Regions from separate parts of the Mus musculus genome. Here region 1 is linked to region 2. The links are chromatin contacts, found by Hi-C in ENCODE. All regions are on one chromosome and are shown on one strand. Each heading gives the region's core, a stretch centred on a gene start or an enhancer-like site at or near the end of the contact. The rest is flanking DNA. Distances are from core to core; before and after follow the strand shown.

Region 1 (3,614 bases), core at 575-3,074, 190 kb after region 2:
GGCCATAAAACTCAGCACACAGACAGCACCACCTGCCAAAAATTAAAACAAAGATTTAATCAGTTAAAGCCCATAAGCTATGGGAAAGATTCTAAATGAACTGACCTTGCTTCTGACTAGTTCTGCTTCTGGCTAGATGTTCTTGTTAACTGAAATATGTCAACCTAGGATATGGTTTTGGTGCTTAAAAGGTCACCCTGAGAAAGGCTCAGTGTTGCACTGCAGTCCCAAACACACAGTGTAGTACCAGCAGCCTAATAAAGATTTTCTAGCTGAGTGACAGCATTGTAGCCCTTTAATCCCGGCACTCAGGAAGCAGTGTAATCAGTATAGTATTTTTTTAAAAGTCTTTACACATGTAAAAATAGCTTAGTCAGGACCTCCACTACAGCCAACACTGTGTCTGATACCCAGAACCCAGCAACTTCACACACTCAAGAGAACCTGATACAGGTATAAACCCCATGATGCGGACTGCTCTGCATATCTGGAGTGATACCTCCTAGATGAACCCTGTGGCTGGACAGTCTCCCCAGGATCCTGACCCTCAAATCAGAGACTTCTGTAAGACTGGACCTGACCTCCAGCTAAGATACATCACACAGGTGAGCACCTTGGGGATAAAGACTTAGGACCATATTTAGAAATTTAAAGTGTGAACCTTGTATGATGACCCTCAGCATAAAATATAACTTTTGCTATACACAGGTATCTACCTTCTTTCTTGTGACACAGAGGCAGGCAGAGCTTTCTTCTTAGTTAGGGTTTTACTGCTGTGAATAGACACCATGACCAAGGCAAGTCTTATAAAGGACAACATTTAACTAGGGCTGGCTTACAGATTCAGAGGTTCAGTCCATTACCATCAAGGCAGGAACACGGTAGCACACAGGCATGGTGCAGGAAGAGCTGAGAGTCTGACATCTTCATCTGAAAGCTGCTAGAAGACTAGCTTCCAGGCATCTAGGATGTGGGTCTTAAAGCCAATGACACACTTACTCCAGCAAGGCCACAGCTTCTAACAGTGCCACTCCCTATACAAACCATCACATTCTACTCCCTGGCCCCTATAGGCTTGTGCAAGCATAAGAGCCTATGGGGATCATACCTAAACATAGCATGATGCAAGGCCAGTCTAGTCTACAGAGCAAGTTCCAGGACAGCCACAGCTACACAGTAAAACCCTTGTCTCTGAAAAAACAAACAAACAAACAAACAAAAATAAAAGATTTTTTTCTTGGCTTAAACACTTGTCTGAGCAGTCTTCTCTGGTGAATACCCCACAAAACTACATTACAGAACAAATGAAAGGAATGTGTTTGCAAAAAACAAAACACATTCAATTTTTTATTCCCTTGGTTTTTCGAGACAGGGTTTCTCTGTGTAGCCCTGGCTGTCCTGGAACTCACACTGTAGACCAGGCTGGCCTCGAACTCAGAAATCCGCCTGCCTTTGCCTCCCGAGTGCTGGGATTAAAGGCGTGCGACACCACACCAGGCCCACATTCAATATTTAAAAAACAAAACAACAACAAAACCAAAACCCCTTACTTTCCACAAGAGTGAGGAGCTGAAGCCAGAAAAACGGTTTACCTGGTAAAGCCCTTGACAAACAAATATAAGAACTTAATTTCTATTCCCAGCACCCACATAAACAAGCCCGGGAAGGTGAGCTGCCAGCACCGGCATGGAGGGGTGCCCTGCAGTGAGACAAGCCTGCCCCGGCTCAGGGCTGAGCATTCTTACTGCAGGAGCACTCCCACTGCAGGGGGCGGAGACAAAAAAAGCAGTAAATCGTACTGCGCAGGCCTGCCTTTCCCGGAGTAAAGACGTAACTGCAGATTACAGGGTAACTGCGCAGATCAGACATACTGCGGATAACTGCAGATACCTGGATGACTGCGCAGGCGGACCGTACTGCAGATAACCACCCGCAACTGCGCAGGCCGGTCGGTAAGGCAGATAACCACTGTTCCAGCTGTACCATGGATAACCGGGTAACTACGTAGGCTGATCATACTACGGATAACCAGGTAACTGCGCAGGCCGGCCATGCCACGGAGGCTGGCCTTAAAGCGGATAACCGGGTAACTGCACAGGCCAGCTGTGCCATGCATAACCAGTAACTGCATAGGCTGGCCGTACCACAGATAACCACGGATACCTGGGTAACTGCGCAGGCAGGCCGTACTGCGGATAGCCAGGTAACTGCGCAGGCTGGCTGTACCACGGATAATCGCGGATAATTGGTAACTGCGGCCGCCCCACAGATAATTGGGTAACTGCGCAGGCAGGCCATACCACGGATAACTGGATAGACGGATAACTGCGCAAGCCGGCCATACCGGCCCGGCCGGGTAACTGCATGGGCAGGCCTATGTACTGCGGATAAACGGATAACCGGGTGACTGCCCAGGCAGGCCGTACTGCGGATAACTGGATAATCGGGTAACTGCGCAGACCATCCGTACCTCCGAAAACTGGGTAACTGCGCAGGCCTACCACGGATAAGTGGGTAACTGCGTGGGATAACTGGATAATCGGGTCACTGCGCAGGCAGGCTGTGCCACGGATAACCGGACAACCGGGTAACTGCACGGATAGGCTTTATCACGGGTAACTGGATAACCGGGTAATTGCGCAGGCTGGCAGTACCACGGATAACCGGATAACTGCGCAGGCAGGCCTACGTACTGCGGATAACCGAGTGACTGCGCAGGTAGGCGGTACAGCCCACATTCCAACGCAAACACTGGCCTTCGACTGCGCATGCGCACATTCAACTACTGGTTGCTGCATTGCGCAAACACGCCGGTGACTCAGCTGGTTCAAGCTTTCTAGGCTGGTGGAAAGGAAAGTCAACTGGGCTGAATGGTGCCACCCTGAAGTTGCTGTCCAGGAAGGTAACGAACATTAAACAGCAGAACAACTTAGCAGCGGGCGACATTTTCAATCCACAGCGTGAGAAAAAGAGATTATCGCGAGATCCGGGAAGAGCCCCCCCCCCCCCCCCCCCCCCCCCCCCCCCCCCCCCCGCTCTGCGGTAAAATGGCATCACGGCAGACCGCGATTCCTGAGAAACTCAGCCGAAAACAATACAAGGCGGCAATGAAGAAGGAGAAACGCAAGAAACGTCGGCAGAAAATGGCTCGGCTGAGAGCTCTGGAAGCCCCACCAGAGGAGGACGATGATGTTTCTGCTAACGAAGAACTTGCAGAGCGATTACTGGAGATAGAGCGGCAAAGATTACATGAAGAGTGGCTGCTGAGGGAGGAGAAGGCGCAAGAAGAATTCAGAATAAAGAAGAAAAAGGAAGAGGCCGCTAGAAAACAGAAGGAAGAACAGGAGAGACAAATAAAGGCCGAGTGGGAAGAACAACAGAAAAAACAGAGAGAGGAGGAGGAGCAGAAGCTACAGGAGAAGAGAGAGAGGGAGGAAGCGGTGCAGAAAATGCTGGACCAGGCTGAAAATGAGCGCATTTGGCAGAACCCGGAACCACCCAAGGATTTAAGGCTGGAGAAATATCGACCCAGTTGTCCCTTCTACAATAAAACGGGAGCGTGCAGATTTGGTAACAGATGTTCACGGAAACACGACTTTCCCACGTCAAGTCCC
Region 2 (3,344 bases), core at 142-2,641:
TAAGGCCAGCCTGGTCTACAGAGTAAGCTCCAGCCAGGACTACACAGAGAAACCTTGTTGATAGATAGATAGATAGATAGATAGATAGATAGATAGATAGATAGATAGATAGGGTAAAAATAAATTCCCCAAGGCTAAGGATATGGCTGTCACATCTGAGTCATATAGTGAAGACGACATGACACTGTTGGGCTCCAGAAGAGACAAGGTCCTGTATGAGCCCTGACAAGAGGGGATTCGTGAAGGAAGAGGGCACACCATGACAAGCCTCTATAGTCCTGGCTTTGGAGGTGGCAGAGGGCTTGAAGTTGGCAGCTAAACAGGTACCATTGTCTATATAGATGGTAGAGAGCTAGGAAGGGAGCCCAGGAGGGTCACTGTAGCCTCAGCAGCAGCCTTTGGAGACAAGGCATGAAGCAGGAAACACCCCTACAGTGTAGATAGAAATCTCAACCTGGGAACACCTAGGGATTGTGTCCGTTTTTTTTAGACTGGGTCTCACTAAGTTGGGCTTGCCTTAATTTGTGAATCTAGAATCAGGCAACACTCTGTTTAAGATGAACAAAGGTGAACTGGAGAGATGGCTCAGCAGTTAAGATTACTGACTACTCTTCCAGAGGACCTGAGTTCAATTCCCAGCAACCACATGGTGGCTCACAATCATCTGTAATGGTATCCAATGCCCTTTTCTGGTGTGAATTGAAGACAATGTACTGTATGTATGTATATATGTATGTATGTATGTATGTATGTATAAATAAATAAATAAATAAATAAATAAGATGGTCAAAGACAGAAGCACAGAACAGGGAGTTGGTTGACTACTTACAGAGCCAGAATAGGACAAATAGAAAGACATCATTATCCTAAGGTTTAAGAAATTTATATCTGTCTTGAAGCTGGGTTCAAATCTTCTGAGACTTTGTGGGAGTTAACAGTTAAAGGTTCCAGGAGATTCTGTCTGTTATAAACTTACATATATTAATAATTAGCAGACTTCTGATAAGATTGAGGGCTATATCGATTGGTTATATCTGAATAGAGCACACCACAATTTAATGGCAGTAGTGAAAATCAAGACAGAATAAGAATGAAAATCAAGACAGAATAAGAATGAAAATCTGAAGTGGCTTTGACAGGTTGTGTAAGTAGAGAGATAGTGGTGACAGAAAGTGAGTTTGCCCAGGTAGGTTCAGGCCTGTGATGAGGACTGTGCAGGCAGGCCACGAGAACAGGCCAGGGGCACGAGCATGTATCACTGACGAAACAGATTGTAAAGAGAGCAGGCCGGTCGGCTGAGAGAGGCGTGCACATATGGCTGTTGCTGCCTTCATTTCAAGACAGCAGCAGCGGTGACAGACAGCAGCTGACCTGATGTGTTTGCTTCAGCCAAGCTGGGGTGGGACTTCCTCTCAGCAGCAGGAAGTCATGGCCCAGTGCTTCCAGCTGTTGGAGCCTGTGGTGGGCGTGGAAAAGGAAGCACCTGAAGTAGCACCCCAGCAACGTGCACGCTATTCTTGTGGCACATGGAGCTGCAAGCCTTCACTTTATAAGTCCCAGGTAGAGAGTGAGAGAGAGGGGGCGGGAGGGGCTCCCGCGCATGCATGGGAAGATGGATTCTTGGAAAAGGCAAAACTTTTTCTCAAGGCTGCAGCCAAGCAGGACACCCAAAAGCAACTACTGGCGGGCACAGCGCAGGAGTCCCTCTCTCGAGAAAGCTCACAAGTATAGGGGTAGCAGGTGGTCACACATACGGGGAAAGCAAGTTTCACAGGTTCCCTGGCAGGACACAAGAGGTGGAGCCAGAACTGTTTTTTAGGCGGTGAACCTGCGGAACCAGCAGCTGCAGTGGCCAGTGGAAGTGGGCAAATGAGGGAGAGAGGGAGGCGAAGTCTAAGCTACAAATCACTAGCGAGAAAGTGCCAGTTTAGTGGCCATGTAGAGATATTGTTTTCTGTTAACTGTGAATTAGACCAAGACATTCCAGAAAGTATGTCCAAGGCAGCGAACAGACCCATAGGTGAGACACGTGAGGGCTGAGGACTATGCTCTGGGCTGATACCCCCAGAGAACAGTTTATCCAGGCCTGGCCTAGGATTCTCAGCCTCGAGAAAGAAACTGTCTCAAAGGGAGAGAGGAAGATCTCACCAAAGGGAAAAAGTCCTAGTACAAGGGTCAGTGGAAAGTCTGAATGTCTCCATTCTTAAGGGCAGTATAGGGGTAGCTCTGAGCTCAAGAATTCTCCCCTGGGACCATGCGGACATTTACTCTGACCAGAGTGAGGAGGGGACTAACCTGTTCTCTCAAGTTTAGGCTAGCAAGTATGGATCTCCATGTGAGAGCAGGGGCGATGGAAACCTGCAGAGTTTCTAAATCCGAGTCACGACAACAATGTTGTGTTTATAAAAAGATAGGTTATGTTCTATGGAGGTGTAGTCAGGTATGGGGGGAGGGAGTGCCTCAGCAGGCCCATGCCAAGGCATCCCTTCCCCTTGAGGGACCAGCCACAGGACAGTATAGTATAGAATAGAGTTTATTAAGGGTATGGGGAGGGGAGTCAAGATGGTTGTAGAGGAAGAAAAAGGCAGAGAGAAAGAGAGAGAGTAGAGAAGTAGAGGCCAGCCATGAGCACGTGGAGAGAGGGGAGGGGTAAGGGAATGGGGGGAGAGAGGCGAAAAGAGCAAGGGAGCAAGAGAGTGAGAGGGGGCAAGCAGCCCCTTTTACAGGGGGTCAGGCCTACCTGACTGTTGCCAGGTAACTGTGGAGCAGAAAATAAACAGAATGCTAACACCTGTGGGTACCAAGCACACACATGGTATACACATACACATGCAGACAAAACACTCCAACATGAAATAAAATGAATCTATAAATGCTTTTTTTTAAAAAAAGGTAAAACACAAGATGAGGGGGCAGGTTTTCCCTGAGATAGCCCAGTGGCTCAAGGTGCCAGCTGATGGAAGCAAGAGAACTGATTCCTGAAAATTGTCCCCTAAACTCCAATTACATGCACAGACATGCCAAGAAATTAAAATGTAACAGAACAGTGCTGTTTGTGTTTTGATGTCTTTTATTTTAAAGCAGACCAGGCTGTTACATAACACTGAGTCACGAGGCCTTGAACCACCATGCAATAATCCTTTTGCTGAGTTACTGAGTTGAGGATTTTTTTTTTCTTAAGCAGGGGAATTGAGGGACTAAATTACTGTCCCCAACTAGGAGAACTGAAAGAGCAAGGGAAGGAGCTTCTGACAGTCATTTAGCCTGTCCTTGTTGATTGTCCCTTCTAACACTGTCCTTTTTGCTATCGATCTTGCATCTGGTAGTATCCTCTGTGCGACCAC

What was found. Hi-C counts contacts between places; a loop is a spot of excess contacts on that map.
Region 1: a map of heart shows a loop between it and region 2 (2.6-fold over the local background). The contact joins the promoter of Zrsr1 here to the enhancer-like site in region 2. A Hi-C loop is called at or near these places in 2 of 37 maps with a recorded cell type or tissue (heart and mouse trophoblast stem cell).

Annotation. Positions count from the first base shown.
Region 1 is chr11:22,970,181-22,973,794 of GRCm38, forward strand. It overlaps Zrsr1 (zinc finger (CCCH type), RNA binding motif and serine/arginine rich 1), which reads left to right and starts at 1,825. Exons shown (of 1, transcript NM_011663.3): 1 at 1,825-3,614. The coding sequence starts at 3,048. All of the region lies in intron 1 of Commd1 (COMM domain containing 1), which reads right to left.
Region 2 is chr11:22,781,525-22,784,868 of GRCm38, forward strand. No RefSeq gene overlaps it. Among named protein-coding and RNA genes, the nearest start is that of B3gnt2, 77 kb to the right of the region's middle. Within about 2 kb of position 1,392, at least 1 of the 3 ENCODE cell types and tissues checked has a DNase peak (open chromatin) inside an H3K27ac peak, as active enhancers do; it is heart, where a contact is called at or near this core.